Regions from separate parts of the Homo sapiens genome. Here all the other regions are linked to region 2. Evidence: chromatin contacts called from ENCODE Hi-C data. All regions are on one chromosome and are shown on one strand. Each heading gives the region's core, a stretch centred on a gene start or an enhancer-like site at or near the end of the contact. The rest is flanking DNA. Distances are from core to core; before and after follow the strand shown.

What was found. Hi-C counts contacts between places; a loop is a spot of excess contacts on that map. Pooled maps may share reads with other maps.
Region 1: a map of GM12878 shows a loop between it and region 2 (2.3-fold over the local background). The contact joins two enhancer-like sites. A Hi-C loop is called at or near these places in 1 of 168 maps with a recorded cell type or tissue (GM12878), 6 of 37 single-sample maps with no recorded cell type and 2 of 50 pooled maps.
Region 3: a loop to region 2 is called in a pooled map, with 17 times the contacts of the local background. The contact joins two enhancer-like sites. A Hi-C loop is called at or near these places in 7 of 37 single-sample maps with no recorded cell type and 11 of 50 pooled maps.

What each region holds. Positions count from the first base shown.
Region 1 is chr2:181,989,618-181,993,226 of GRCh38, reverse strand. The region is part of intron 2 of PPP1R1C (protein phosphatase 1 regulatory inhibitor subunit 1C); the gene reads right to left. Among named protein-coding and RNA genes, the nearest start is that of PPP1R1C, 5.6 kb to the right of the region's middle. Within about 2 kb of position 1,571, at least 2 of the 41 ENCODE cell types and tissues checked have a DNase peak (open chromatin) inside an H3K27ac peak, as active enhancers do.
Region 2 is chr2:181,105,155-181,109,108 of GRCh38, reverse strand. No RefSeq gene overlaps it. Among named protein-coding and RNA genes, the nearest start is that of LINC01934, 17 kb to the left of the region's middle. RefSeq lists an enhancer at 1,633-2,134. Within about 2 kb of position 2,113, at least 5 of the 41 ENCODE cell types and tissues checked have a DNase peak (open chromatin) inside an H3K27ac peak, as active enhancers do.
Region 3 is chr2:181,789,023-181,792,820 of GRCh38, reverse strand. No RefSeq gene overlaps it. Among named protein-coding and RNA genes, the nearest start is that of ITPRID2, 100 kb to the left of the region's middle. RefSeq lists an enhancer at 899-2,098. Within about 2 kb of position 1,385, at least 9 of the 41 ENCODE cell types and tissues checked have a DNase peak (open chromatin) inside an H3K27ac peak, as active enhancers do.

The DNA.
Region 1 (3,609 bases), core at 322-2,821, 880 kb before region 2:
ACTTTCATTTTGTTGACCCTGAAAAACTTCCTGTTATTTTTGGATTAAAAAATAATCACCAGAAATTTCTGGAGCCCCCTTGCGTTTTGAACAATTCAATCTTAGTCCAGCATTATTTCCTAGCTATCATCCAGTGTCTCAGGAATCCAATCTAGAGGCTTCAAAATCTGTTTTTTTAACTTAGTTTCAGAATCCTGAAACGTATGCCTCATTTAGAAAGTAATATGCTACATACAGTATAAACTGTGGCTTCTTTTTCGTTTCTGGAAATGAATAGCCAAAGCAATTGCACATCTCAGTTCTCTCTAATGACCAGGCCTGCTATCAAATTTGAAAGGAGATAGTATTATATTTAGTATCATATATCTCTTATGTCTCCTATTAACTAACTTTTGGGAACCTGAGGCATGTGAGAACAACCTTTGTTTTTATTCTTGATTTCAAAGGATATTTGACACTAAAAGGGTCAAAGATAAAGTCGATTTCCCCAAAATTTGGCTGTGATAGGAAGTTCAATAAATATACTCAAAAAACTATTTTACCTTATGCTTCGGATTCCACTTTTTAGATGTACAGTGAGCTTTTAAATGACGTCAAAACTCCTGGGTACTTACCCAAATCTGCACTTATCTCCAGGCCTCATACAGCTCACTCATGTTTAGTAGGCGTCAGGTCCATTAAATATAACTGTAACCATATTGTCTCTGCTTAACGGTAAATGGAAAACAATGGATGCCACAAACTTTAATATTCAGAAGACCTGGTCTAGGCTGGCTTTTTACTGGAAGACTGTGTCCAGCTCTGGGCTTCAAAGGCAGAGCAATAGGGAGAATTCGGATAGAGTTTATTAAAGCCCTTAGGGAGATTGAGAATAAAAGAAAATAATCATTCATTCATATTTTTTAAAAGGTGAGAAAATGACTTTTTATTGCAGAGAACAAATGAAGTTATTTTAGAATAAAGTGGGGAATTTATATTTAAGTTTGGTATAAGAAATCATTTTCTAACATCTGAAATTATCAGAGCTGGAGTTGAAAAGCCCGGTTAATTATGGATTCTTCTCTGAGGTATATAAAATGGAGCGAGTCTCAGGGACTTGGGTTGGTTTATGTATGTCTGTCATGAAGATGTGTGGTTAAAGTAGGTATTTTCTGAAATTATTTTCCAACTCTAGATTTCAAACGCTGGTAGCCAAATATACAGTCTTTTCATAAGTCTACTTAAGACATTACTTGTTTTTAAGTAGACTTAAAATATCTATAGATGTGATGGAATAAATTACAGAAAGTATCTTTGCCATTTATTTCCCTACAGAGAGGATTTACACATAAGCAGCTCTCTAGATAAAAAAAAATATATAGGAACCAAACCAGTTCACTACAGATTATACAAAAGTAAAAGCAAACAGCACACAGTATAAGAATAGATAATAATGCTCTCCTGTGTAGCTTCAGAGAGCTTATCATAAAGAGGCCCTTAATCAGAAGAGGAACTGAAAATACAGAGAGGCAGTTTGCTACAAAGGTCACTCATGTTGGTAGCCCCAGAAAACATTTGAAAAAGACGAAATATAGGGAACTTTGGCGATTCCCTACTTCCCCTATCTCAGTTTTTCAGTATCTTTTTGCTGCCACCTGACTGTTGAGAGTTATTCCTAGGAGCAAATACATTGTTTCTGCTTTTTCTACCCTAAAGACACACCTCTGTTACTAAACTTTCCCTGACTCATGCCTTCAATTTAAAAATTTTAGTTTCATCTCCCACTATTTTGAGTTAAACTGATTTACTAACCCATGCCAGAGGGTGATATATCCTTAACAGATTAAGTATCTGTTTACATAGTGCTTCTACTGCTGAGAGTTCTAGGTTATTTGTCAGAAAGGGACTGATGGGACATTATGCTGCCCCTAGAATACAACTAATCAGGTGCCTATCTCATCTATGTGTTTAGACCAGCATAGATGAACTAGCAAACAAAAAATCTGAATATACATCTTGAAATATCTTTCTATTTTTCCTCTACAAAATATAAACAGAATATATATAATCATTCTTTCAAATACTCCTATAATTTACTCTTCCTGCAAACACTTCAAAAGGTTAAAAAAAAAAGCAAGCTATGTCTAATCCATTTAACAGTGATTGCAGTACACTGATCTTGTCATATGAATTGGAATGTTTTATTACTTATGTTTCTATAATGAAGAATTTAATTTTCTTTGCTTTATTAATTGACAATAAAGAAAGATTTGCAGGGTTTTGAATTTTAAACAGCATTAATGACAGGTGAGTCCAAGAACAGCCAATTATTCCCTGGCCAATTTCAGTGAATTGAAGAGATTTGTTTAGTTTTACCAGGATTTAAAGCTGCACCCAGCTTTTGTTTTTCAAACAACATATTGCTTTTGGGGGACAGGAGAAACAGTTGCTTAAAAATGGTCATTTAACACTTATGAGTGTTTTCGTTGTTACTCTTATTTGTTTTGTTGTTTGATAGAGAGTGTTCAAATAATGTGTGGAAAAGAAACTGTTGGATCGCGCAGAAATATTTAGAACAGATGAGATTATGAAGATTCTGTTTTTCTTGTTATATCTTTGTTCTTAAATATCACATGCAAATATTGTATTCCCGAACACATCAGTTAATGATACCTAATCTTTGTTGCACTTTGCAATTTTTAAGTCATGTTCATGGTAACTCTTTTGATCATTACTACAACCCTGTGAGGTTGAAAGAAAGAACACTATGATCCCTATTTTATAGATGAGAAAATAAAGCTTGGAGGCCGGGCGCTGTGGCTCAGGCCTGTAATCCCAGCCCTTAGGGAGGCCGAGGCGGGCGGATAGCGAGGTCAGGAGATCGAGACCATCCGGCTAACACGGTGAAACCCCGTCTCTACTAAAAAAAAAATACAAAAAAATTAGCCGGGCGTGGTGGCAGGAGCCTGTAGTCCCAGCTGCTCGGGAGGCTGAGGCAGGAGAATGGCGTGAACCCCGGAGGTGGAGCTTGCAGTGAGCTGAGATCGCGCCACTGCACTCAAGCCTGGGCGACAGAGGGTGACTGTCTCAAAAAAAAAAGAAAGAAAAGAAAGCTTGGAGATATCCCTTTCCCAAGATCACATCACATGGCTAGTTAAGACCAGTATCCAAGTTTGATTTGGTTTAGTGTTCTTTTTTTGCTGTTTGTTTCTTTGTTGTTGTTGTTGTTTTATCTTTAGAGTTATTTCCCCAGTAAGCTTGGTGCTAGATCATTTTTACTGGGAAAACTATAAGCTTTTAAGGGTTTTACTACAAAAATCCATCACTAGTCCAAAATCTCTAGTTGCCATGCACACTTATCCAAGTCCTATACACAGCCAAAAGCTGATTAATTCTTTGTAGACTATTCTAGTTTCCATAAAGGGGGAGGAAGATGCAGGCAGGTGATGTACTAAAATAAAGTAGTTCTCTGTGAGATGCTATTTGCATCTAATTTGTCTCCAGTGGTGCTTAAAAAACAAAGAGAAGTATGAGGTCAATTAGAGAAAAGGGACAATGCCATCTAGTAATTGGGAGATCTGACAAAAAAAAAGGTTTCTAGAGAAAAACTGAATCTTATTCCCAGGGATA
Region 2 (3,954 bases), core at 864-3,363:
TGTGCCGTTTGTGCCCACAGAAAATAGGCACTCAATATAAATATTGACTAAACAATCAATTAATAAAAGGATTGATGGGATTGATTGAATAAGTAACTGGAAAAGAAGGGGCATCAGGTATAGTCTGCACTTGAGGTACCTAGAAGGTATGAATCATTTAACAAGGTGGCTGTACTTACAGACAGAAAGCTTCAAGTCCAGCATAGGCAGAGCTAGAGAGCAGAAATACTAAAATGAGTAACCAGGAAAAATGCATTTTGTAGACACAGACACACTCTAACGAGAAAATTACTTCAGTTAGTTAAAATGCCAAGCCAGTGGTTGATATGCTTGGGAATAAAACCAAGCATTATTGCATGGGTAGGCAGATGGTGCTTTTTTTTTCCTTAATTCAAAGCTTCATTTTTGTAAATAACAATGGAAATTGAACAACTGGCGAATATTAAGCTTTACAGACTATGTTAAGAGTTTTCAGAAGTGAATTTCCTCAACAATTTCTGCCTTTGGCATATTTAAATGTATACTGACTTGTGGTATTATTCATTCAATATTTCACATCTATGTGTTATCTTCACAACTGGGCTGTAGCCACCCAGAAATAGGGACTTTATTCATGCACATGGTGGGCACACAGTGATACCTGCTGAAAAAATAAAAAATTAGAAAAACTTGGATGACACACAACTCTAGTTTCTGGTATTGAGCAGAGACGAGCAAGGGTGGGCCTGGAAGTGAAATCTGAGGCATGTTACTTGAGTGAATTATCAGACTGGAGAAGAAAACTCCATGTACATTAGATATGAACTTCTTTCTTTCTTTTTTTTCCCATTATATTCTCAGAAGATGAACTAACGTAGAATTCTGGCAATGACTGGTTCTTTAAAAATAGCATATCATGTAAATAAATGAAAACTATAGTGCCCCTGAAGTTTTCAGAATCATTTCACCAAACATTGATTTTGCCACCAAATTACAAGTAAGCCAGATGCAAATAATTTATCAGTAGGAGCAATAAGAGAGATTATGTTATGACTATATTTTATTTGTCAGAAAAGTAACTAAGGTGTTGACTCTGAGATAGGGAATACACACACACACACACACACACACACACACATACATATATATATAGGTTTAGAAAACTATATGGTTCAAAATATGCCTATGATGCTCCTGATTCATATTTTAATGTATTAACTATTCCATAATTACTTAGAAAATTATGCTTCGATTCTGGTTAAAGATGGATTCTGCAAGAACATAGAAGCTTCTCATGCATACAGTATTTAAAATAGAATGAAATTAGCAATCTGTATCTTGAAATTATACATAACATTTAGCTTCATTTAAAATTAGAGTGCTAGAAGAAGCAGATTTCCATGGCATTTTCATTATGCAGAGAGGTAAACAGCAAATAAATAAGCCATACATGAATATGAAATTAACAGCATGATAATTGCTTTACTCCTAGAGTGTGTACAATATTAAATCCTCAAATAAACACTTACTTAACCTCATTCTCACGTGTGCCTATTGCTATCATCAAAAGCAGTATACCTAGAACTCAAACTAAGTCAAATTCCACGATGAGGTACAAAATCCTCAGAAATCATTGCCATGCCCTGGAAATTTCAGAGTGATTTCTTAGGAGTTCTAGTGCTGGTGGTATATTTGAAAACCAGTGAACACAAGAGAAAATTTAGAAATGAATTAAAAGAGTACATTTCACATATTATTATTATCTTGTTTATTCCATCATACTTAATTTCTTTGCTAATTCTTAAAAAGCTTCATCCAGATCATCCATATAGGCATTCCAGGGAAGTGCTTCCTTCCTGCTGAGACCACCTGCAAGCTCTCTCTCACTCTAACACAGACCCCTGCTGACTTGCTTTACAATATTTATGCAGGAAACTGTTAAACCTTATTTCTGTTGAATTGTTTCTTCTCTGCATAAGGCAGAAATGCTTTTCATAGTTTTCTTATGGCTCTTAACAACAACTAAAGCCTGTCTTGTGCTCTGGGCCCAGACTTGACCTAAATTTAACCCTAAGTAATGCTTTCTTCATCTTAGTCATAGCCTGAAAGTGACTCATTTATAAAGAGGCCACTGGTACAACTGGAGTTTTCCAGTAAGCAAGGGTTAAAAGGTCAGTAATAATGTTACTGCTACCCTTATGAGTATGCAACTGGTAGAGTTCAAAGTTATTTGGATATAACCTGACAAAAACATCTCATCATTTTCCACAGGGTACTTGAGAGTAAGATTCAGAAGGGATATATGGCTTGTGTACACATGAAACTGTCTTTCCTAGTCAGAGACATCAACCACTTCATTGGAAGCCAGCGACTAAAAAGTAAAATAAAATAAATTAAATTAAATTAAAATTAAAATTAAAATAAAACAATTATGAGATCCAAAGAAAGGAAAATCTTGTTGTCCCAAATAAGCACCTTTAAAAATAATTGTTTTACTGTTCTAGTGATGAAATTAGTATGTCTTTGTTGATCCACTTAAATTTGACTCAATGGGTAAATTTAAGCCTGAGGCTTTTATGCCATTATCAGAGGCTCTGTCAGTGAGTGCTTTAGCCTAATTACATTTGATGCAGCAAATCAACAAAACCACTGCTGGTATGACCTCTGCCAAGAGGACTAGCGAGCTAGACAAATGGAGCTTAAGATGTTATTAGTTGTTCTGTTGCAAAGTTCCTGATACATCCCGACAGGAGGCTGTTGCATGACTTGGGCATGCATCCTCCAGATGGCATTCTGCATTGGCTTGTGGCAAGGCTCACAGGGATACTGGCACATTTTCTCTGTCAAAATGAAAGTTTTCCAATTACAAGGAGATAATATGAGGAGATGCAAACTTAATCTCTTAAACAAAAGGTTGCAAGCTGTGTAATAGATATTTCAGGGGAGAGATTTCACTATAGTTCAATTGATTTAAACGTTGCAGATCACAAAATGTGCTATCTTTCCTAATAAAACCAAAGAATCAGCTGCAGTTGGTGCTATTTACTGGAACAGTGCTATAATGCTTTCATCATCTAAGAGATGCTTCTTTTAACAGTGTTCTTCCATGGAGTTGGAGTCTGTGCTCATTTTTTGTTTTTTTTCCTAATGTGTAAACAGGTACAAAGAAGCCATTTTGCTTTTAGTTAAACACCAAATGCCTTAAATGAAGTCTTCAAGTTTAATGTTAAAAGATACCAAATCATAGAATTTCATTAGGAAGACTACAAGTTAAATGGTAAGAAAGCCCTATTATCATCAAAACCTGTAAGACAACTTAGCTAAAATGCCAACAGTATTTTCTAACCCAGGGAATGCTAATAAAAATGGTATGTAGAACCCTCAATCCCTATGAGAATGAGGTGATATGCATCAACACTTATCCAAAAATAACTGACTCATCCAAGTAAATCAGTAAGTACCTTGTTGTAAGGTTACTTCTTAGAAAGATAGGGATTTTCAAGTTGACATAAAAATGCTAAGACAAAGCAGGGGAGCCCTCGTAGATCCGTTTCTACAAATCCAACAAGGACACTACATAAGTGTAGAACGTGTGCCAGCTCTGAGAAGAATGTTTTACAGGATAACTACAACCACACTCTTGTACTAAATGCATTAAACAGAATTTCAGCAGAGTTTAAGTGTTGAAATGATCATACAGTTCTAATGTAAGCAAAGATTCTTCAATATTGATACTGGATTACTTTCTTCTGTGGTTTAAAGAGAATTAACTGATCCAAAATTTCTAAGCACATATTCAGAATATTAAAAGAGAAAAGGTACATTTCCAAAAATTAAGGTAATTCATATACAGAAAAATATTTTTATCTCAAATTTCAAAACATTTAAAAAATATATTTTAGCCATTAAGATGAAGATCAATGTCACAAGGTTGTGCATAAACACTGAATTGCAGTCAATAAGGTAAAATCATAG
Region 3 (3,798 bases), core at 136-2,635, 680 kb before region 2:
TCCTCACCAGCAATTGATATTATCTGTTTTTGGAATTTTAGCCACTCTAATAGGTGTGTAGTATAATCTCATTGTTGTTTTAATTTTTAATTTCCCAGTGACAAATGATGTTGATCACCTTTTCATACACTTGTTTGCCATCTGTACATCTTCTTCGGTCTTCCAGTCCATTTAAAAGTACTTAGATAATTTATTGATTGTTAAAGCTATATTTCAAGTTTGTATCACTTTCTTATTAAATATCCTTTCCCAAGAAAAATTTCTAAAATTTGCCACAAATTTGGATTACATGGACAAAACCCTCCATACACTACCAGTTGTGACATTACTGGTAGAAGGAATCTATTTTAAATGAGTATCATGTATATTTAGCAAATTATTTTATTGGTAGTCTACCTATCATCTTAAATACTACTAGAAACTGCCTCTCTTCACATCCAAATATGAAGACAGTGCCCACTATACTTTAGCATACATTACCTAACAATGAAGAAGAGGACACACATATGCCTTAGTAATAACATTGTCTTGCTTTGTGTCCTTGAACAAGTCACTTTGCCATGAGAGGCCTCAGTTTCTTCATCTGTTGTATAATGAGGTGAGTGCAGACAACCTAGAATTCCTTTGACTTTTTTCATTTTATTTTTTACTCTTTTCTACAGTCTCAGTCACTGACCAGAGGCTCATTAACACAGGATTCTTTCCTTTGGCTACCTTTCCTCCTACCACGACCACACTAAATTTTCCTCGTTTAGTTGTTGGTACTCTTTCCAGACCACTCCTTAAGTTCAATATGTACTTTCTCTCACTTTTATTATCTAGAGATCAGTTTCACTTGTTAATATGCTGTGTTTTAATTTTTTCATATCACATCTAATTAGAACTTGTTTTGCTTGAGAGTAATTAAATTTTATGACAGCAAATTAAATACAAGTTGATGGCTTCATGGTTTATCTGAAAATCATCCCAGACTGCTTACTAGAACCTAAATTAAAGTTGTTTCCATCCTCCACTAGGACTCCTTCATGAACAGGATATGTTTCTTGATGAATTTCAGCTTTTGGACTACTCTTTTTTTTTTTTTCTAAAGGATAGATCTGAGAAGCCAAGAAATTGAGCCTGAAAAACAACCCGCCACCAAAGGGTCTTACTCAGGATATATTTGATAAACTCCTTTTTCCTTGTTGTTAAATGTATCCTGTTGCCTTGAAAGAAAGGAGTACGCCTACCTATACAGTGAGCAATTTTCTCTCCAGGGAGTACTTTACTCATTCAAGTTCACCATAGGTCAGGCTAAAAGCAGTCCTGGTATGATTTGTATTTCTCACCACAGTCATCCTTAACTGATTCAGGATGTATGACTAATTAGAAGAAATATACACAGCAGGCACAGTATATGACACACAGCAACCACCTGCATAGGTTGCCATTGTGTTTAAGTTGCACAGATGGCCCCGTGAGTCATTAACTTTTATAAAACGACTTTAAAATCAATGTACTGACAAAGAATGTATAGGACTGTGCATTCAAAAAGTTCAGGTAAGTGAAATGGTAGACAACTGGAAAGCAGTGTCTCCCCCTTACCAAGAATGATTTACAAATCTAAGGATTATATCTTTAAAACCAGAAAAACAAAACTATCTCTAACAGGCAACTCTTCTGTTTGTCTTTTTCAGTCTCACACAGAACTCAAAGCACAGGTCATAGTTCAGGGGCTTGAACGTGTTCACAGCTCCCCTGACTGCATTTGTCTTTTAGTTTGCGTATGATGTTTACCTGGCTGTGGCTGGCCAGACATATATTCCTGGCCTTGTCAGTATCTAAAATTCGATAAATGTTTATTACAGAATTGGAACAAAGAAGAGTAAAAGGGCTTTGAATAAGGGCTGAAGGGGTCTCATCTTTGAGTAACATCTGTGACTGATACCAAGGCATGCCCCAGCAAACAACTGAAAGCAGCTTCCTGTGGGGTGACGTGCTTATCTGATCTGCCCGCTCTGGGTGGGCCCTCAGACTTTAACAGCTAAGGTAGATCCGTATACTCTCGGGTGTAATAATACCTGGAAGGGTTTTAGGTTGGAACTTTATAAAGATGACAAATTTAAAACTAAGGAATAATCTGTATATGCAGATTACTTTAGAGTTAACCCACACATGAAATCAACCACAAGAAAGTCTTCAAGTGTATTACAAGTGCCCCTATCTACTAAGGAATTTGTTCTGTTGAAAAAATAAAATATTCTTTGGTGATTTGGGGGTCTAAATTTCTAAGTTGCCAATGGTTCTACATATTTTTCAGCTGTCCAGTTTCCATTGTTGCTGTTTTGTGGGTCCAAGTCGCTTTTTTCCTACAAAAAATAATAATAAAAGCTCACTTTTCTTAAGGACTTTCCACATTCGCAGAACTCTTCTAAATCCTTTATGTGTATTTTAGCTCATGTTATTTCCTTCTATCATGGACCTTATTACTATTTTTCAGGACATTCTCTATCTCTGAGTCCACAGATGCTCAGTGATAGACCTTAAAATCTGTCGTATCAGCTTCGAAAGTGCAGATAAGGCTTTCCTTCAGTGCTCTCTACTGAATGTGGGTGTGGAGTTAGTGACTGTCTGGGAATGACTGCTCTGTCTGTGTGGCTTTGAAATCTCTGTCTTTCTCTACCTGTGTCCCACTTGCTGATTGCAGGAGTGAACTTCTGGCATGTAACATCTAGAACAGGACGAAGTTGGAAAAGCTTTGTCCATTGCACATGAGCATGGATAACATGACTCTTTCTGTGAAAGATCAATAATAATAGTGCCACATGAGAAGAATCATGATTACTCTTGTAGGTAACTACAACAAAAATCTACTGTTGGCAATTAGTCATCTACTATTTTGGACCCATCACTTGTACAAGGTATATATGTACTGTCTGGTACCTAGTTTAGCTGCATTGATTCATTTTTCACTTCCCATCTCTTAAATATATTTTGCATAGATGGCATTCTGGATAACAAAGAGTTTCTATATGTCTCTTAGGGTAAATGACATTATTGGTGTACAGCTTATTCCATGTAGAAGGATTCTATACTTGACAATGGAGATCTCATTTTACAATCTGTGTATCTTCTTTAGCAAGCACCCAGTTTAGAAATAATACAATTACTAATTTAAAATGATTAATATTTGAGTCCTTACTGCGCTACATACTTCATATTTGTTATCCCCCTTAATCTTCACAGCCTTCCCATGAGATAGATCCTATCCTCAATCCAATTTGACATACGATCAAAGTCTGAATTGAATTGATGATGTTAAATAACTCAACTGTTAAGAGTTGAAAACAGGTCTGCTGACTCTAGAATTCAGTCTTTACCATTATAGCTGTATGTTCCAGATAGTATTCATGCTAACAAAACAAAATGATTCATTTGTTAGATGAAGGAAGATCCTAACATTCTTTCTCCCTGTTCATGTAAAATGACTAAGGAAAATGGAGAAAAACAAAAGAAATCCTTGGTCTTCAGCAGCAGCAGAGCTCTTACAGGTTTTCCAGGCTGTGTATAAGTGCGGCTGAGCAGTAACATTGAAAATGTTGCTTTGAGCCAAGGGGATAGTTTGAGTTTCACCACCTATCATACTAACTTGTACTTAGAAGACACTCAATAAAACATTGAATTGAATCCAAATATGTTCACCAGAACAGCTAGCCTCAGTAAGGAAGGGAAAGGTGACAGAATTACCTAACCTTTGGATCATTTTATGGTTTGCAACCTGCTTTTCAAAACCATGTGTGTAACAGTACTGCGCTTGGG